4 separate regions of the Homo sapiens genome follow, and regions 1, 2 and 4 are each linked to region 3. The links are chromatin loops, found by intact Hi-C in ENCODE. Cell type or tissue: endothelial cell of umbilical vein. All regions are shown on one strand.

The links. A loop is a pair of places that touch in the nucleus more often than their neighbours do. Peaks named below come from ENCODE experiments on the same cell type or tissue, not always from the same donor. Only the 100,000 strongest peaks of a DNase experiment are listed, where the experiment ranks them.
Region 1: a loop joins it to region 3, with 5 times the contacts of the local background. A loop is called at or near these places in 27 of 110 quality-filtered maps.
Region 2: it touches region 3 in a loop (3-fold over the local background); 4 of 110 quality-filtered maps call a loop at or near these places.
Region 4: a loop joins it to region 3, with 6 times the contacts of the local background. A loop is called at or near these places in 10 of 110 quality-filtered maps.

The regions. Positions count from the first base shown.
Region 1 is chr16:86,569,486-86,574,485 of GRCh38, forward strand. FOXC2 (forkhead box C2) reads left to right here. Exons shown (of 1, transcript NM_005251.3): 1 at 1-243. Among named protein-coding and RNA genes, the nearest start is that of FOXC2-AS1, 4.2 kb to the left of the region's middle. RefSeq lists an enhancer at 856-1,357. In endothelial cell of umbilical vein, no CTCF peak of the experiment used is centred here; DNase peaks (open chromatin) are centred at 1,876, 2,106, 2,326 and 2,966; H3K4me3 peaks cover 2,947 bases; H3K27ac peaks cover 4,147 bases.
Region 2 is chr16:86,794,682-86,799,681 of GRCh38, forward strand. No RefSeq gene overlaps it. Among named protein-coding and RNA genes, the nearest start is that of LINC02188, 75 kb to the left of the region's middle. In endothelial cell of umbilical vein, no CTCF peak of the experiment used is centred here; DNase peaks (open chromatin) are centred at 2,230 and 4,170; H3K27ac peaks cover 1,186 bases.
Region 3 is chr16:86,739,172-86,744,171 of GRCh38, forward strand. No RefSeq gene overlaps it. Among named protein-coding and RNA genes, the nearest start is that of LINC02188, 20 kb to the left of the region's middle. RefSeq lists an enhancer at 3,116-3,862. In endothelial cell of umbilical vein, no CTCF peak of the experiment used is centred here; a DNase peak (open chromatin) is centred at 2,160; H3K4me3 peaks cover 681 bases; H3K27ac peaks cover 2,187 bases.
Region 4 is chr16:86,677,284-86,682,283 of GRCh38, forward strand. No RefSeq gene overlaps it. Among named protein-coding and RNA genes, the nearest start is that of LINC02189, 42 kb to the right of the region's middle. In endothelial cell of umbilical vein, no CTCF peak of the experiment used is centred here; DNase peaks (open chromatin) are centred at 3,018, 3,868 and 4,388; H3K27ac peaks cover 2,946 bases.

The DNA of each region.
Region 1 (5,000 bases), 170 kb before region 3:
TTGTAGGTCTTTTACAAAACAAGAAAATAATTTATTTTTTTGTTGGTGGATAAAGAAGTCAAGTATCTGATACTTTTTATTTACAAAGTGTGATGGTTTTGTATAGTAGGTTCCACCCTGAGTATTCCTAAAAGAAAAAAAAAAAAAAAGCTTAAAAACTCTAACTTCATCTGTGTTTGTCTTACGTGGTCTTAATCGTTGTACTTACCTTAAAATAAACCCATGTTGTTTTTTCTGCCCAAAGTTTGGACAGTGTGTTTGTGTTGTTGCATTTTTTACAAACGAGGTGTGTTTGCAAACCCACCTGCTTTGATTATTTTTGTTACACAGGTGGGTATATGTGTAGACACATAAAAACGACCAGAGAATAGGAGCACACACCTGCTGTCTTGTTTAGTGACAGAAAAAGGCTTTTGATTAATTTTAAAATCCCACTCTAGGATTTTTTCTTTTCGAGAAACCGCCCAGTTGGAGGGGGCTGCCTGAAGGACCGGACCATGAGTTTGCCGTGATGCATTTTCTTAAATGCACAAAAACATGCTAATTGTCAAAACAAACAGTGCCACTCCATCTCAGTGTCCAGCCGTCCCCAGTTTAGGAGGTGAAGGAAGGGAAGAATAAACATTTCCCGTTTGCTAACTGCAACCCAGGGTGAGTCCTGCTTTCCCCCGATTTTATAAAATTTGAGCCTCTTTGCCTGCTTTAATAGTTTTCCAGAGAATTTGAACTGGGCCAATGAAGGTCTGAAGGGGACGGATTTTCTAGCGTTTGATATCCATCCCCCTTAGCGGCCAGATCAGAGGGGAATTTCAGACTTTATTACTTCTCAATGTCATGTCTAAATCTACACCCTCATCGCAGTGAAAAATTTTAAAACCTCATTACCCTTCAAAAATAATTTATGATATTTTTAGAGTTCTAAATTCAAGTTTTTCAATATGTTAAATAATAGAGATTATTTTTTGTTTTCAATGTTAATATCTCGTCTTTTACATTTTTAATAGTAACATAGTTTTTGTGAAATGTAGCTGACGAAATGGCTTTATTATCTATTTCAATGGCTGAAGTCCACCACTCCCCTGCTGGCCTCTATGTGTGAATTTGGGGACCAAAGCTTCATCAATTCCCACCCCAGCAGGTGAGCTGTACCTTGCTAATGCTGAAGTTCTTTGTGAGCTTAACGTTTCAAGACCAGATGATTTTGCTAAAGGTGATTTTGCTTGATGCAGTGGCGCTGAACGTAACCCGGGTGTTTTTCTTGTTGTTTTCAACATGGCACTTTATCTCCACGCTATGTTGAAATAGAATTAGGGGAAGCTTAAAGCATAATAATTTTCCCCACATGTGCAACACAGACTCTTTCAATCTGTGGCCCCAGAGGTGGCACACAGTTAAGACTTGGCGGCTGTCTCATTCTTTTTCATAATGTGCGGGTTCCCGGGTGTCCGGGTGCTAGACTTTCAGCAGGCCCCAGGCCAGACGGGCTTTGGTTGAGTGAACAGGAGGAGGAAGTTAAGGAGGTAGGGGTGGGGAGAGACCCTCTCCAAGCTGCAGAAGAAGGTGGCCCAAGCTCCTTGCCTGCGTCTGCCGTGATGGTTTCATTTTACTTCTGCTCGCTTCATGCTATTTGCCCCAGGAGAAGAGGAGAGTATTCCAGACGGTAAGCGAGCTGGCTTTTTCCCTTCCCTAGACGTTTTAAAGAAATCTTTCTGAAAGCTTGCCCTCATCGTAAGCTTTGAAACCGTTGGTGTCCTGTTAGTGGCGAGGCCTGAGAGACACACGGAAAATAAAGGAGAGCGACGGTGTGGCTGAGAGCCCCCAGCTCTGCTGTTGAAACTAAGCTGGGCTTTTGCACCTTTAGGAAGCCTTTTTAAAGAAGTCCTGCTGTGTGGGGGCCGGAAGCCCAAGTGAGTGGCCCTTGTGGAGGTTATCGGGAGGGGTTTTTTCCACTCCTTGGGGAACGTGGGCAACGGGGGGATTGTATCTGAAGCTTTATTCAGGTCTTCGGCGGCAGCAGAGTGGAGAACCAGGCCCTTAGTGTGTAGCGGCCTGGGGATTTTGGGACTCATCTGAGGGCCCTGTCACTCAAGGTTTCCTCGTTTCAGTGGGGACAGGGATAGGTGCGGTAAGTGCTAGAAGGCCGGTGGCCCCTTGTGCTGTGAGCTGGCTCAGAGCTCTGTGCAGCCCCTGTCTTCTGCAACCCCTGCGTCCTGCAGTGCCTGTGTGGACCTCAGGCCTGGGGGCTTAATGGCCTCTGGGGCATCTGTTGCTCTCCCAGCAGAGTGGGAAGATTCCACAGCACGTGCTGTGAATAGCCAACGTTCTCACCAACAGTTTTGCATCTTGGCAGCCACCCTGCTCGTCTGCTGCCCAGTGTACAAAAAGTACGTGCCCGGGGCATTGGCTATTCTTGATTCACTCATCTACCACCTTTTCCTGTTGCCTTCTGGTCCTCAGGAGGTTCTGGGCCTTTCAAGGAAAGGTGGAAGGAGGTTGAGGATGGTAGGGTCAGAGTGTCTGCCACAGGCTGCAGGGACTCTGGGCTGGGGCGGCTCTGCAGACCACGCAAATGCAGTTTGCACGAAGTCTGTCTGATAACCCTGTGCCTTCCTGACCCAGTAAGAAGATATCGCAGGGCTAATCACAAAGGTGTGGCAAATAAAATGAAAGTGCCCGAACACCATGGCAGAGACCTTCCCATTGATTTAACGCTGCGTCCCTGGCGGGTTTTGGCTGGGTGGCTTCTGACTCTAAGCACAGTCCGGTTATGACAGATATGGGCCACCCGGAGAGACCCCCATGGCCTCTGAGCATCCCGTACATTCTCAGCCCCAGAGAGGCTATAGCCAGAGTAGCCTCCTCGAATGGGCCATCTTGTGTAACCTCTGAGGCTCCACCCCAAGTTCACAGCTTTCAGGAAGAGGGACTGCCTGCATCCTGCTGGCCGTGCCCAGGCCTCTGGAAGGCTGGGCTTGGGTCTGTGGTCAAAAGGCCATCACTGCTCTGGAATAGGTGACCTATCCCTGAAGATGCAAATCTTGCTGTGACTTTTGTCCGGGAATTGCTGGAGCACTGGGCTAGGAATGAGAAGACCACATCTTTCTGTGTGAACAAACCACTTCCCCTGCCTGGCCTTGGTCTCTTTATCTGTAAAATGACCAGGTGGCCAGGGCTGCGCTGCGCTCCCCTTCTGGGCATAGCCAGGGCTGCTGCCATGGGGCCTCACTTATGCTGCTGACCCTCCTGCCACCAAGACATGAAGATCAGAAACCAGACGCAGAAGAAAACACAGGGTCCTGGGAACTTCTGCGCTTGGCTCATAAATCTTTCGGGGGTCCGTCCCCTTCTCTTTACCCAGTGACTGCATGGGGGTTGCTGCTGGCGCAGGGAGAGGCTTGTGAACAGAGCTCCCAGCTCACCGGTGAAAATGAACCCTGTGTGCTTGTGAAGGTCTCCTCACTCCTCCTCCCCACCCCCATCCAAAAAAGGGGGTGGGGGTGTTGGGCAAGGTTGGTTGATGGGAACTTATTGTTAACTGAAAACATGAGCTGGGTGGAGCTGGAGACACCAAGATAAGACACTCATTGAAGGGTGGGCAGAGCCACGTGTCTGGAGAAAGTGCTGGGGTCTCCGAGCCTGTGGTTGGCACCTTGGGAACGTGTGTTTGCCTGGGTCCCTGGCTGACTCTCTCAGTGGGATGAAGGTGGGTAAGTAGAGACCTGAGGTTTTATGCCTTAGGTGCCAGTAGGCTGAGGCTGGTTGGGGGTCTGGAGTCCAGTGCCTTTGTTCCAGGTGAGTGGGACAGGCCGGGTCAGAGCTACCCAGAGAGCCCGCCCCTTGCCTCCCAGTGAGCACTTCCTTGCAGCACATATTTGAAATGCTTTCCCAAACTTTGAGAAGCGTTCCCTGCCTGCCTCTTGCATGGCCTCAGCTCACGAAGACGTTTGAAATGTTTGCTTTTTGACATAGGCATGTAAGGAAGGGGGCGGACGGTTTCAGGGGAGATTGGAAGGCTGGCAGCCGCTCTTCAGGGACAGCCACTGGGTCTGGGAAGACACCACCCACCTGTAATTTGTGCCAGGCTTTCTCTTCCCTTTTCAACCTTCCTGCTGTAGAGCAAAAGCAGAGGGCTAGGTTTGTCTGAGTGTCAGCCTTGTGGGGACTTCATCCTGGGTGGTGGGTGTGTGAAGAGGGAAGGGGGCATGGTTGGTAAAGCTGCTGGCATCCCAGACCCATTTAGGGGATGGAGCTGGGAGGCTTCCACCCCCTTTGTGTCCTGAGGTGCAGCTTCATGCTCTGGAACCTCAGTCTATGCCCACCCAGGCTGCGAGGTCGTGGAGACCCTGGGCCTCACCTGTCTCAGCGGCCCTCTGGCCCTGGGTCTCCATCTGTCTTGTGTTATTTTCACAGGTGGCCTTCCTAGTGGAGTCCCTCTCTCTAAGGCTGAATCCATGTGCACCAACTCAGGCCCTTACTAAGATTCAGGTGACATCAGACAGATCACCTTAAGCACTCTGGGACAGTCTCTCGGCTGAAAACAGTCATAGCATTGAGAGGGTTATCTCCGGGATTCATGAACGTCACACAGGTTGGCAAGGTGCTTCCATAGTGTCGTGTTCATAGTAAACTGTCATGACCAGCCATTAAGGTTTACGTGGAACACAGAAGAGAAAAAGAGGAAGAGAAAGGAATCTTTGGTCTGAGTGACCTGCATTTATCATACCGTGCCATGCAGCCCCGGCAGGGAATGCCACTGTGTCTGGGAAGATGCCACTCACCTTTAATTCTGCCAGGCTTTTCCTTCCTTTTTCAACCTTCCTGCTCTACAGGGAAAGCAGAGGGTTGGGCTTTTCAAAAACGCAGTGAGAGCATGTGCACCAACTGCCTCTGTTTAGAGCCTTTCGATCATTTCTGGGAACAAGGTGTGCTATAAATAAGTGCATCATTTGGGAAGTCCCGCCCAGCTTTTGGGTCTCCTTCTGCATTTGCTGATTCAGTGG
Region 2 (5,000 bases), 56 kb after region 3:
GACTTTCCCTGCCCCCCACCTAAGCCTTTAAGCCTGAGTCAGAATGACTTTTGCTATTCTTCTCAAATCGGTCTCATTCTTCTGTCTCCACTTGTCTAACTACCTCTTACTCTACCGAAAGGCCTCTTAGTTCCTCTGAGTTAGGGTTTCCATTTCCTAATGTTTTTAAGTTCAGGACTTATTCTATGTCATGAAATGGATGTTACAAAGACAAAACAGGCCAGGCGCGGTGGCTTACGCCTGTAATCCCAGCACTTTGGGAGGCCGAGGCGGGCAGATCACCTGAGGTCAGGAGTTCGAGACCAGCCTGGCCAACATGGCAAAACCCTGTCTCTACTAAAAATACAAAAATTAGCCAGGCATGGTGGCGGTAGCCTGTAATCCCAGCTACTTGGGAGGCTGAGGCAGGAGAATTGCTTGAACCCAGGGGAGGAGGTTGCAGTGAGCTGAGATCGCACCATTGCACTCCAGCCTTGGGGATACAGCGAGACTCTGTCTCCAGGGGGGAAAAAAAAGGGGGGGGGAGGCAGGGGAGCAAAACAAATCTACTGTGGAGATTCTATGTCTGATATATGAGAAACAGAATACGCATCCTTTATCTCTGAATTCTTCAAGTAGGGACCAACTCCCATGCACTCTAGAAGTGAGTCCACGAAGTTTATATTCTTAATCATATTTGCAAACAAAAAGGTGCAGTATATTTTTGCTCAAAAAGGGTCCTCAGCAAATATTTGGTGAGTGAATAAACGAATGAATGAGTGAATTGCCAAGAACCCAGATTTGGGAGGCTGATAGACCTGGTTTGAATCCTGGTTATGTCACTTATTGAATGGGACACCTAAGGCAGTTTTCTTAATAACTCAGCCCCAGATAAGGAAGTACAACCTTAGAGGGTTGCAATGAAGGTGAAATTAGGTAATATTTGTAACGACTTAGCAGAGTACACAGCATAAAGAAAGCATCTAATTATACAAGCTGAAAACAACAAGCATTTAATGCTGTAGAATCAAATGGAGGTTGAGACCCCCAAAGGCATTGTTTGTTCAACTGTGGCGTTAAACAAAACACTTTTTTAACATAAAAAGTTTGCAGAGGTGTCCAATCTTTTGGCTTCCCTGGGCCACATTGGAAGAATTGTCTTGGGCCACATATAAAATACACTAACCATATCTGATGAGCTAAAAAAAAAAAAAATTGCAAAAAACGTCTCATAATGTTTTAAGAAAGTTTACGAATTTGTGTTGGACCACATTCAAAGCCATTCTGGGCCACGGATTGGATGAGTTTGGTTTAAAGACCTCCCCCTGATTTTTTTGCAAAAAATTTTAAAGGCCTTGCTCCTAGAGAGTACATTGTCTTCCAAGAAGTGAGAATCATTTCAGACAGTTTGGTATCAACAAAGTTTGAATAAGAATAATAATATCGTTATTATGCCAAAAGAATTATAGTACATATACAATTCTTCCACTTCCTTTTTTCATTAACTGTGTATTTCATTCATAATACACTGTCCACATTGATTTACAAAGATATCTCATTTAAAATGTGTTTCATATCATTTCACTGCATGAATATTTCTTGATGTTTTTGCCCAGTCCCCTATGAATGGACTTGGGGCTGTTTCTATGCTTTTTTTTTTTTTTTTTTTTGAGACGGAGTCTTGCTCTGTTGCCCAGGCTGGAGTGCAGTGGTGCTATCTCAGCTCACTGCAAGCTCCACCTCCTGGGTTAATGCCATTCTTCTGCCTCAGCTTCCAGAGTAGCTGGGACTACAAGCACCTGCCACCACGCCCGGCTAATTTGTTGTATTTTTAGTAAAGACAGGGTTTCACTGTGTTAGCCAGCATGGTCTCAATCTCCTGATCTCATGATCTGCCTGCCTCGGCCTTCCAAAGTGCTAGGATTACAGGCATGAGCCACCGTGCCCAGCCCCCTAGCTTATTTTTTAGTGGGTTAATTTCTAGGAATGAAATTTCTAGGTAAATTTGGTAAATGGAGAAATTGCATTTTGATAAAAAGTTCCAACTTGGCTTCTCCAAAAGATAGACCAGCCATGTTTGAAGGGGGTTTACTTCCCAAAATTCCAACCAACATGGAACATTCTGGTTCTTTTTAATTTTGGACAACCTGGCAGACAAAAGTAAGATCTCCTGTTTTGAACATGTGCCTGTATTTGATGACTAACAGTGCTGAAGCACACTTCATGTGAACGTTGGCCATTGCTGCCATGTTTTCATGAGATGTCTGATCACATCCTGCCTTTGTCTGTTTTCCTCTTCCAGTTGTTTATATTTCTGTACTGATACGTAGGTGTTTTGTTTTGTTTTGTTTTGTTTTGTTTGAGACAGAGTCTCGCTCTGTCACCCAGGCTGGAGTGCAGTGGAACGATCTTGGCTCACGGCAACCTCCACCTCCTGGGTTCAAGCAATTCTCCTGCCTCACCCTCCAGAGAAGCTGGGATTACAGGTGCCTACCATCATGCCTGGCTAATGCTTTGTGTTTTAATAAACACAGGGTTTCCCATGTTGGCCAGGCTGTTCTCGAACTCCCGACCTCAGGTGATCCACCCACCTTGGCCTCCCAAAGTGCTGGGATTACAGGCGTGAGCCACCGTGCCTGGCCGGTGTTATTTTATAATATGAATATTCATCATATGTTTGCCATATGTGTTGCAAATTTCTAAGTTATTGATTATCTTTTAATGTTTTATTACAAATCTTTATAAGATATTGTGTGTATTATTCTGTCCTATTTAACCTAGATCCCTGAAGATAACTGAATCTCTTATCGATGACCCATAACCTGTTCCCTTCTTTGTGTGCTGCTAAAATTTGTACAACTATTTGCCCTTTCGTTAAATGGCCTCTGATTGCCATACTTCTGAATACTTTATCTATTTTGTTATCTTGGTCCTTCTACCTTAGTGATGTGCTATTCACATGTATTCCCTGTTATTAATGGGTTAAAAATGGTAATATTCTTCCTTGATTTTCTAAATGTGCTTTTCTCGGTTGTCTACAGCTGGGGGATCAGACAGTCAAGTCTGCTAGGATTGTGTCTGAAGTGGGACTCACTAGGTCATGAATGAGATCCTTAGGTGCCCTCATTAAATACATGAAAGATTTTCAGAGTCATTTTGTATTTTCTTGCCAATTCTTGGCTCTCGTTCAGCTGGTTAAGTGTGCGTGATATTTTAAGCCCTGTTAAGTGAGGTATTACTATGTACCAAAGACTTACATAGAAGCAAGTGACTGTAGGCTTTTCAAGTGAATTAGTTGACTCTCAGATCTTAGATTTAATTTAGTCCACTCTCTCTATCTCCAGAATTTGAAACCATTCAACAATGTCCCCAGCTGTGTTGTCATCTACACTCTTTTTGAACAATTGCAGTCGTGGACAGATCAGCTCTCTAATCCGAGTATTGTACTTTGGACAGCTCTCATTATGACAAAACTGTGTTACTCTATGGAACGTGATTCCCCAGAAAATTCTCCCCGTAGTACTGGATCTACCTTCTCCTTGGCTTAGTTCTGCCACATGTCCTTTTCCCAATAAGCCCCATGACTGCTCTGTGGTCAGCACAGATGTCTCCAGGTAAGCCTGAATTCCCCCACCAAAAAAACACAAAAAAACCCTCCTCCACCCTAAGGATAAACACTGGATTTTCCAAGTCCCATAGAGAGTGTGGGGCTGGCTTTGGAGTCATTTAAGCTGCTCTGGGCTTAATAACGGTAGCCAGATCCAAAGAGCACCACACACCCAATGAGGTCATCACCATTCCAGTCCCACTGAGCCTTCCGCAGATGCTACAAGAAATCTGCCCACCAGGCAAGTCACATGTTCAATGTTAACCTGAGAGCTTCTGAATCTGAACGGGCCAGGGACTGAAGCTTCCTCCATTTTGGCTGCTGCTCTGGACACTAGCAATGGGCTTTCATCTCCTGAGGGCTCTGACTTGGCAGCATGTACCTACACCAGTGTCTCCAATGTCAATTCTTCCTTAACCCTCCATCAGGAAAAAGCACACACACAAAGCAGGTGTTTGTTTTCTTCAGTGATTTGTTCACTCAGAAATGAGAACTCTTGCCTGTGGGCCAAGATTTTCCTCTTAAGGAAGTGGTGACTCCACCTGACCTCACCCCCCCCCCAACCCCGAGAACCTCCTCTGGCTTCTATGGGGGTTGCCACTGGGAGTGGGTCCTGGACAGCCTAGGAAGAAAAGTGTCTGGATGATGTAATCCTCTGGCAAAGGAAAGCCTAGCTCAGCTCCTTGTAGGTGAACTGAGCCCTTGTGCCTGCCTGGCAGAGCAAGTCTAAGGAGGATGAAGCACACAGCATTGGTGATCTCAACAGCCACCCTCCCCATAGATTAAAAAATTGCTACCCATAACATATGGATACCTATAGCCTTGAGCAAGATTAGAAAGACCTTGTCCAGAGCTTCCTTTGTCCAGACGTTCAGTATTTTTTCATCTGTAAAATCAGTGAATTGGACCACAAGGTTTTGAAAGTGCCCTTTAACTCTAATATTCATCGACTTACTGGGTCCAAGTGGGTTATTTGGGGGAAGGGGCACCAAACTATGTCTACTCACCCTTCCTTTCCAAGACAGTCAATGAAGCACCTTTGCACACAATTGGCATTGATCATGCCAGGATGCCCAGCAGACCCTAAGGTGACTGTCTCAATTGTCATCGCTGCCATCATCATTCTCATCATTACCATCAGCATGATAACATGATCACCATGATAAAACGATCACCATGAGCATCACCATCCTGATCACTGTCATCACCATCCTCATCACCATCATCCTCACCATCATTACCACCATCACCACCACCACCATCATCACCATCATCCTCATCATCATTACCACCATCACCATCTTCATCACCATCATCATTACCACCATCACCACCACCATTATCACCATTCCTACCATCATCCTCCTCCTCCTCATCGTCATCATCAAGGTCACGAGCATTTTGGGATGTTTAG
Region 3 (5,000 bases):
AATGAGTAGAATGGCCACGGAATTGTGTGCAAAGAATGAAGGAGCAAAACAGTCTTGGAGTCTTAGGAGCAAAACATCTGCATTACTAATATCCTCCCAAGTCCACCAAGCCTCAGCTAGGAACGGTTCCCCACTTGTGAAGTGTCTGATAAGTTCTAGTTTCCTTCCTTCCTTTCTTCCTTCCTTCCTTCCTCTCTCTCTTCTTTCTTTCTCTTTCTCTCTTTCTTTTCTTTCTCTTTACCTTTCTTTCTTTCCTTTCTTTCTATCTTTCTTCTCTCAATCTTTCTTTCTCTCTCTCTCTTTTTGACAGTCTCACTCTGTTGTTCAGGCTGGAGTACAGTGGCACAATCTCAGCTCACTGCAACCTCTGCGTCCCAGGTTCAAGCAATTCTCCTGCCTCAGCCTCCTGAGTAGCTGGGATTACAGGCTCTCGCCACTACATCCAGCTGATTTTTGTATTTTTAGTAGAGGTGGGGGTTTCCCCAAGTTGGCCAGGCTGGTCTCGAACTCCTGACCTCAGGTAATCCGCCCACCTCAGCCTCCCAAAGTGCTTGGATTACAAGCGTGGACCACCACACCTGGCTCATTGATTCATTTATTCATCTGATAGGTATTTATTGAACATAAAGTGCCACAGACCGGGTGGCTTAAATGACAGAGATTTATTTTCTAACAGTTCTGGAAGCCGGAAGTCTGAGATCAAGGTGCCGGCAGGACTGCTTCCTCCAAGCCCTCTCTTTTTGGCTTGTAAGAGCTGTCTTCTCTCTGTGTCCTCACAAGGTCGCCCTCCGTGCGTGTCTGTGTCCTCATCTCCTCTTATTACGGAGACACCAGTCCTACTGGATTAGCTCCCATGCTGGTGACCTCATTCTACCTTAATTACCTCCATAAATGCCCTATCTCCAAACACAGTCACATTATGACATCCTGGGGGTTGGACTTCGACGTGTGAGTTTGGGGGGATGCAACCCAGCCCACAATAAACAGCAAATACGATTAGAGCTTCTCACAGATACAAAGCCATTGTCGTGCAGCTCATGCCCTCCTCGGGGGAAGAAGCCAGTAAGTCACAGAGATCAGTAACGCAGGTGGGGACGAAGGTGTAGAGGAGAGCCAGGCACGGAGGCCTGTTGGAGTGCGGGTGCTTTGCAATTTTAGAAGCCGAGGTCTAGGGGAGGCCGGACTTGAAAGACGACGTCTGGGCCAAGTGCAGAGAAAGGTGGCGGATGAGCTGGAAGGAAGCCTGGGAGAAGGCACTTTGGGCGTAGGGTTTTGAGACACAGCTGTGTTTTGCCCGTGGCACGGGAGCTCTGGGGCCGGCATGGCCCGTGTGGCCTAGGTGGAGGTGGGAGGGGAGGCGGGAGAAGGGGTGCCCTCGAGATCTCGGGAGGCACTGGCCACGGAGAGCCCTCGGGCTGTTACTTCTACTATTGCCTTTTACCAGTTAAAAGCATCCTCCCATGCAAAGGCTTGAGAAGGATACAGTGGACTCTGGGGACTCGGTGGGGAAGGGTGGGAAGAGGGTGAGGGATAAATGACTACGAATTAGGTGCAGTGGATACTGCTCGGGTGATGGGTGCGCCAAAATCTCACAAATCACCACCAAAGAACTTACGTAATCAAACCCCACCTGTTCCCCAAAAACCAATGGAAATGAATTTTAAAAACAAAAACAAAAAGCATCTCCTCAACATTGTGTTCGAAGAGAGGCAGCTGCCAGGACCTCGCTGTTCCTCACCCTCGGAAGCCGTGCCTCTTCTCTGGGCCCTTGGTCTGGCATCCCCGGCCAGTGCAGCCCCTTCAACCGTGGGGTAGGTGGCGGGCGGAGGGGCCAGCCTGGCTGCCTGGCATCCCCATGGTTCCTGTAATAAATAACAAGCCTAACTGACAAATTTGCTGTTTTCTTATACGACTGCCACGCACACTACAAAGTGTGAGGCAAACCGCAAGTCATCGGCATCACAGCAAAACAAAAACACACACACAACAGAAGAAACCACGCTGGTGAGGTCAGCAGGGTAAGTTCTGCCTTGTAGGGTTTGCTGGGAAAAAAAAAAAAAAAAAACGTGGAGAAGGAGACGTGGGGGCGGGGAGGGCTGAGGTCAGAGCCAATATTGAAAGAAATCTATTTGTGGCTGTGGGAGGGATGGGGACGGCGGCAGGAATTTAAAGAGGCAGAAGTTCATTTCCTGTGATTTATGGGACTTTGCTGACTTTCACGCTCCGGTTCTAGGGACAGGGAGACCCTCCCTGCGGGAGCCGCTGCTAGAGGGAAAGGCAGCGTTGGATCGGATGCCGGCCCCAGCCTGGGAGACGTGCTTCCTCTGCAGCCTGTGATCAGGAGCGAAGTGTAGAGACCAGAATCGTTCAGAGGCAGGGCTGGTCCCTGTTGATTTATGACTCAGGCAAACAGTCCATTCATCCGTCAGCGGCTCCACTTCTATCCTCAGCTTACTGGAGGCAGAAGAATGTCCCCTGGAAGTGGTCTGAGCTGCTTCCTGTGGTGGCCCCATTCCTCCGGGTGGGGGATCCTATTTTTAGAGGGCCACCATTGCCATGAAGGTCCAGCCGGCTCATCGGCACCGTGCGGCATGGTGGGACGCAGTACTGAAATTCGAGGGGGAGCTAGGCATTCATAGCTGTTTCTTACAAACAAGAAAGGCACTGATTCTGAGGCTCCATTTCCTCCTCTGTAGGTGGAAGATAGAGGAGGCTATACAGGGAGGCTCAGCTGTGCCTGACACACAACAGAGATTCTCCAGGAACAGGACATGAATGAATACAAAATCAAATAGGTGATTTCCCTCTTCCTCCAGCAGACAAACCCAGAATAGCAAAGATCACTTCCATGCGCGTCCGTGTGAGGAGACCACACAACAGGCTTTGTGTGAGCAATAAAGCTGTTTATTTCACCTGGGTGCAGGTGGGCTGAGTCCGAAAAGAGTCAGCGAAGGGAGATAAGGGTGGGGCCGTTTTATAGGATTTGGGTAGGTAAAGGAAAATTACAAAGGGGGTTTGTTCTCTGGCGGGCAGGAGTCGGGGTCGCAAGATGCTCAGTGGGGGTGCTTTTGGAGCAAGGATGAGCCAGGAAAAGGACTTTCCCAAGGTAATGTCATCAGTTAAGGCAAGGACCGGCCATTTACACTTCTTTTGTGGTGGAATGTCATCAGTTAAGGTGGGGCAGGGCATATTCACTTCTTTTGTGATTCTTTAGTTACTTCAGGCCATCTGGGCGTATATATACGTGCAGGTCACAGGGGATGCGATGGCTTGGCTTGGGCTCAGAGGCCTGACATTCCTGCCTTCTTAATAAGACAAATAAAACAAAATAGTGTTGAAGTGTTGGGGCGGTGAAAATTTTTGGGGGGTGGTATGGAGAGAGAACGGGCGATGTTTCTCAGGGCTGCTTCAAGCAGGATTAGGGGCGGCGTGGGAACCTAGAGTGGGAGAGATTAAGCTGAAGGGAGGTCTTGTGGTAAGGGGTGATACTGTGGGGATGTTAGAAGAAACATTTGTCGTATAGAATGATTGGTGATGGCCTGGATACGGTTTTGGATGAATTGAGAAACTAAATGGAATAAGAGAAGGAGAAAAACAGGTATAAAAGGTCTAAGAATTGGGATGTCTCAGGACATCTGATTAGAGAGCGCCTAAGGAGATTCAGCATAGTCCTGCCAGCAAAGATTATTTATTTACTTCAAGAGTTAAGAGTGGCAGTTTGGGGATAGCACCAGGAGATATCAGCTGTGATGGCTTGAAGAAACAGTGTAAACCGGCAGTGTAAACAAGAGCAGGGCATGTATGAGTAGTTGAGAACGGTGAATAGGAGTATGGCTAGACAGAAGATAGTAGGGATGACAAGTTTTTTTGGGGCACAGTCTAAGTTGGTCTGGTGTCTGGAATGAGACTGGGGCCTAATAAAAAGGAGCGTCTATACAGGAGCTTAAATGGGCGGTACCCTGTAGCATTCCGAGGACAGGCCTGAATTCTGAGAAGGGAAAGTGGTAAAAGTATTGTCCAGTCCTTTTTAAGTTGGTGGCTGAGCTTGGTGAGGTGTGTTTTTAAAAGACCTTTAGTCCATTCTACTTTTCTTGAAGACGGAGGACCGTAAGGGATATAAAGGTTTCACTGAATACTAAGAGCCTGAAAAACTGCTTGGCTGATTTGACTAATAAAGGCTCATCTGTTGTCAGACTGTATTGAGGTGGGAAGGCTAAACTGAGGAATTATGTCTGACAGAATGGAAGAAATGACTGCGATGGCCTTCTCAGACCCTGTAGGAAAGGCCTCTACCTATCCAGTGAAAGCATCTCCCTAGACTAAGAGGTATTTTAGTTATCTGACTCAGGGCATGTTGAGTAAAGCTAATTTGCCAGTCCTGGGTGGGGCAAATCCTCGAGCTTGATGTGTAGGGAAGGGAGGGGGCCTGAATAATCCCTGAGGAGTAATAGAATAGCAGATGGAACACTGAGAAGTTATTTTCTTGAGGATAGATTTCCACGATGGAAAAGAAATGAGAGGTTCTAAGAGGCTGGCTAGTGGCTTGTACTATAGCATAACCTGCCTTTGCTGGTGTGTGGCGATTAGGCCTGGTGGAACCGCCATCAGTAAATCAAGCGTGATCAGGGTGAGGAACAGGAAGGAAGGAAATTTGGGGAAATGGGGTGAATGTCAGGTGGATCAGAGAGATACAGTCATGGGGGTCAGGTGTGGTATCAGGAATAATGTGGGAGGCCGGATTGAAGTCTGGGCCAGGAACAACGGTAATTGTGGGAGACTCAACAAAGAGTGAGTACAGCTGAAGGAGCCGGGGAGCAGAAAGTATACGTGTCAGGTATGAGGAAAAGAATAGATTTTGGAAGTTATGAGAACTGTAGAGAGTGAGTTGAGCATAGTTTGTGATTTTGAGGGCCTCTAAAAGTATTAAAGCAGCGGCAGCCGCTGCACGCAGACATGAGGGCTAGGCTAAAACAGTAAGGTCAAGTTGTTCGGACAGAAAG
Region 4 (5,000 bases), 62 kb before region 3:
AAGGCAAAAGGAACCCTATTAGTTTGTTTTCACACTGCTGATGAAGACATACCCAAGGTTGGGAAATTTACAAAAAAAAAAAAAAAAAAAAAGAGGTTTATTGGACTTACAGTTCCACATGGCTGGGGAGGCCCCACAATCATGGCGGAAGGCAAGGAGGAGCAAGTCACATCTTAGGTGGGTGGCAGCAGGCAAAGAGAGAGGGTTGTGTAGGGAAACTCCCCTTTATAATCAGTCATCAGGTCTCATTAGACTTAATTGTTATCACGAGAACAGCAGGGGAAAGACCTGCCTCCATCATTCAGTTGCCTCCCACCGGGTCCCCCCCACGACACATGGGAATTCAAGATGGGATTTGACCATCTTGATATGGTCAGCCAAACCATATCAGGAATGGAGTGAGTACAGGGACAACTGTGATCACTGGCGCTCACCCCCTGCCCCCCTCCCCTCTCCCCGCCATCCCCACACCATGAGGAGGCCCTCTGCACAAAGCATGTCTGCCCAGACTGTGCTCAACAAGACTTTCCTCCTGTTCTGCCTCCTGTCTGGTCTCTTTTGTCTCTGCCTTTTGCCAAGTTTTGTTCCACAGCCTTCCCAGCAAGGTGGGAGCTCCCCAGTTTCCTCCTCCTTCAGCAGAGAGTCCCTGTCTGCTGAAATGCACCCAGCCTATTTCTGTCACTGCCAGCACTGTCTCCTGTTCTGCTGGCGAACTCTGCTTACCTGCCTATCAAGGCCAGATGCCCCTCTCTGGAGCCCTCTGGATTCCTTTCCCTGAGCTGCTCTAACAAAGAACCCCAGACGGGGTGGCTTAAACAGCAGAAATGGATCCTCTCACAGTTCTGGGTGCCAGAAGTTTGAGAGCAAGGTGTTGGCAGGGTGGGTTCCTTTGGAGGCTGTCAGGAATGCTCTGCTCCTGGCCCCTCCCTCACCTTCCGGTGGCTGTGGAGAGCCTTTGGCCCTGTCTCTGCCTGCATCAAGTCACTTTCCCTCTAGGCATGCCTATCTCGTGCCCACATTCCCTCTTTCTTTTTTTTTTTTTTTTTTGTTGTTGTTGTTTGGTTTTTTTTTTAATTATACTTTAAGTTTTAGGGTACATGTGCACATTGTGCAGGTTAGTTACATATGTATACATGTGCCATGCTGGTGCACTGCACCCACTAACTCGTCATCTAGCATTAGGTATATCTCCCAATGCTATCCCTCCCCCCTACCCCCACCCCACCACAGTCCCCAGAGTGTGATATTCCCCTTCCTGTGTCCATGTGATCTCATTGTTCAATTCCCACCTATGAGTGAGAATATGCGGTGTTTGGTTTTTTGTTCTTGCGATAGTTTACTGAGAATGATGATTTCCAATCTCATCCATGTCCCTACAAAGGACATGAACTCATCATTTTTTATGGCTGCATAGTATTCCATGGTGTATATGTGCCACATTTTCTTAATCCAGTCTATCATTGTTGGACATTTGGGTTGGTTCCAAGTCTTTGCTATTGTGAATAATGCCGCAATAAACATACGTGTGCATGTGTCTTTGTAGCAGCATGATTTATAGTTCTTTGGGTAATGGGATGGCTGGGTCAAATGGTATTTCTAGTTCTAGATCCCTGAGGAATCGCCACACTGACTTCCACAATGGTTGAACTAGTTTACAGTCCCACCAACAGTGTAAAAGTGTTCCTATTTCTCCACATCCTCTCCAGCACTTGTTGTTTCCTGACTTTTTAATGATTGCCATTCTAACTGGTGTGAGATGGTATCTCATAGTGGTTTTGATTTGCATTTCTCTGATGGCCAGTGATGATGAGCATTTTTTCATGTGTTTTTTGGCTGCATAAATGTCTTCTTTTGAGAAGTGTCTGTTCATGTCCTTCGCCCACTTTTTGATGGGGTTGTTTGTTTTTTTCTTGTAAATTTGTTTGAGTTCATTGTAGATTCTGGATATTAGCCCTTTCAGGACATAGGCATGGGCAAGGACTTCATGTCTAAAACACCAAAAGCAATGGCAACAAAAGACAAAATTGACAAATGGGATCTAATTAAACTAAAGAGCTTCTGCACAGCAAAAGAAACTACCATCAGAGTGAACAGGTAACCTACTCATCTCACATTCCCTCTTTCTGAGGACACCAGTCAGAATGGATTAGGGCTCTAAGGACTTCATCTTCACTCATAACACCCGCAGCGACCTTATTTCCAAATGTAGTCACATTCTGCTGCTCTGGGGGTAGGACTTGAACACATGAGTTCTCAGGGGTGCAGTTCAGCCTGTAGCACCCTCTCTCCCATCATGGCCACTTCCCCTGAGTTTTCTGAGCGTTTTGTGCATTTCTCTTTGCTATGGTTGGGGTGTGTCTTCTCCTAACCTCAGGTTGAAATTTGATTCCCAGTGTTAGAGGTGGGGCCCAATAGGAGGTGTTTGGGTTATGGGGAGGGGCCCTCATGGACAGATGAATGGCCTCCCTCAGGGGTGAGTGAGTTCTCACTCTATTAGTTCCCATGAGAGCTGGTTGTTAAAAAGGCCTGGCACCTTCCCCCCATTCACTCGCCTCATCTCTCCCATGAGGTTGCTGCACACACAGCTCCCCTTCACCTTCTGCTATGACTGGAAGCAGCCTGAGGTCCTCACCAGAAGCAGATGCCCAATCTTGAACTTTCCAGCCACCAGAATTGTGAGCCAAATAAACCTTTTTTTCTTTATAAGTTACCCAGCCTCAGATATGACTTTATAGCAACAGAAAATAGACTAAGACACTCTTTCTGCACATTTGCCATAGATGTAAGCTGCAGGAAGATGAGGAGTTTTGTCTCTATTGTAGACTGCTTTATTCCTAGCACCCCAAAATAGTGCCTGCCACAGAGTAGGAGCTCAATTTACGTTTGTTGAATGACTGAGAGAACTGACTCTCAGGGCATCTACTAGACTGAGTGTCCCCGCCAGGGCAGGAACAGGGCAGCTTTATCAGTCCGGAGCCAGGCTTGGGGAAAACACTCAGTAAATGCTTGGGAAATTGAATCACTTTTTGGTCCAGCAGTGAAATTTCCTGTGACTCAGTAAATCACTTTAACTAATGAAGGAATAACAATCCCAGAGGAGCAGAAGTTTCAACTATGCAGATTATTTCTGAGATTTAAAAAGTGACTCTTCAAAGAAATAAGTCCCTGGAGGCTGTTGGCTCTCTATAAAGGCTGACTTTCCACTCTCTTAAGTAGCTCATTTTGGCCCCGAGACAAGATTCAGTTGGTGGTTTTTAATAAATAACGTTTTTGTATTACAAAAGTAAAATTTAGAAAATTTACAGAAGAAGGAATTACGAAAAAACAACTCATTAGCCACAGACAACCAGATAATTCGTAATATGCCATTGTATTAATATTTCTTTCTGGTCATTTTTGATATGTCTGTTTTTATGTGATGCTAAACAAATTCAAATGCAATTGCATTGCTGCTTCAGTGAAACAAACATCCATTTCTAAAACGTTCTCCAGTTTCCATGTAGCTTAAATGCTCCAGAGGCGGCTAGTTGGTGGGGGCTGGGGAGTCTAGATGCGTCTAGAGGGAGAGGGGACAGGACGGGCTCAGAGTGGGGGCCTGGGGTGGGAGGGACACATCCACTGAGAGGGACAAGGGGACAGCTCGTTCCGGGCAAGGTCGTTCTTGACTCCCAGGACCCAAATGCCCATGTGGACAGTGCTTTAGAGACCGAGTGCAAAAGGAGGACAAAGCTGGCCACCATAAACCCATTTCCTGGCCTCGGCTCCCAGTTCATCTGCAACTTGCACTTTTCCAATTACAAGCCCCTCTGCAGCCTGGGTGGGAAAGCGCACCGCTCCCACTGAGGGAGCAGGCTCCGAGCCGGCGGGGCTGGGGACGATGCCGCAGTGGGTATTTTGAAGGGGAAATGATACATCCCGATGGCCTGAATGCAGTGAGGCCGATTCGGCTTTGTGGTGGCCGCTGATGTCATTTCAGAGAAAGAGCTAAAGGGTTGTTTTGTTTTTCAGGCTGTCTCTGAAATTGTCTCTCTCTCTCTCCTTTTTTTTTTTAATAAAAAAACTTCTGATTTTATCTGAAAACGGATGTTCCAAACCCCAAACCACCAACCCGGGCTTGCTCGAAGGCCCCTTCCCTGGTCGGTGCTGGCGCCGGGTGCTGGGTGCAGACTGGGAAAGGCCGGGTCGCTTGGTTCAGTCCACCACAGAGCTCCCAAACCTCGTTCGTGCCGGCCTGTTGTGGGGCCCAGGAGCTGGGCAGAGGGCGGGAAGACCGGCGAGGGGCTGGCAGGGAGACGTCTGTGGAGGGGGTTCAGCTCGTAGAAGGCAGCCATCGTTATCCAAGAATGCCACTGCGTGTGCTCCAAAATTCTGTCTTCCGAGGGCGCGTGGGAGGCTCACCCTTGGCTGACACGCTGGGAACTCAGCGGATGATGTCGTCTGGGCTGGCACCCACAGTCCCGATAAACAGGAGAGAGGGAGGGAGAGATGGGAGAAGGGCCCGCCTCCTGCCCGATGGGGCACGAGGGGTTAACCGCAGGCCATCTCCAGCCTGGAAGTCCCCTGGACTCTCCTCTGATCCACCCAGTCCTCCAACTGGGGGGTGCGTATTCAGAAAGGACCCTCATTGCCCCTTTAGCACATTTCCGTTGCCCTCCAAGTCCTCACGCGTTGCTGTCTGCTGGTTGGGTAGACTGTGGTCGGCCACTAATTGGTAGGGAAACGTAATTCTGCATTGCCGGTTATCGAGGCCTTACTACGTGGCCAAGTTCAACACTGCTGGCTTTCTATGTGCCATCTCCGTTAATTCACACATCCACGGTGTGGCATGATCCATTTTCCAGATGAAGAAACTAAGACTCAGAGCTTCAGGTCACCCAGCCGGGAAGCAAGTGAGCTGGGATTCCAGCTGCCTCTGCTGGGCTTCTTTTTTCCCATTGCCTTCAGGGAAGGGTGACTGTCGTGGGTTAAATGTTTCCCCCCAAAAAGACTTGCTCACATCT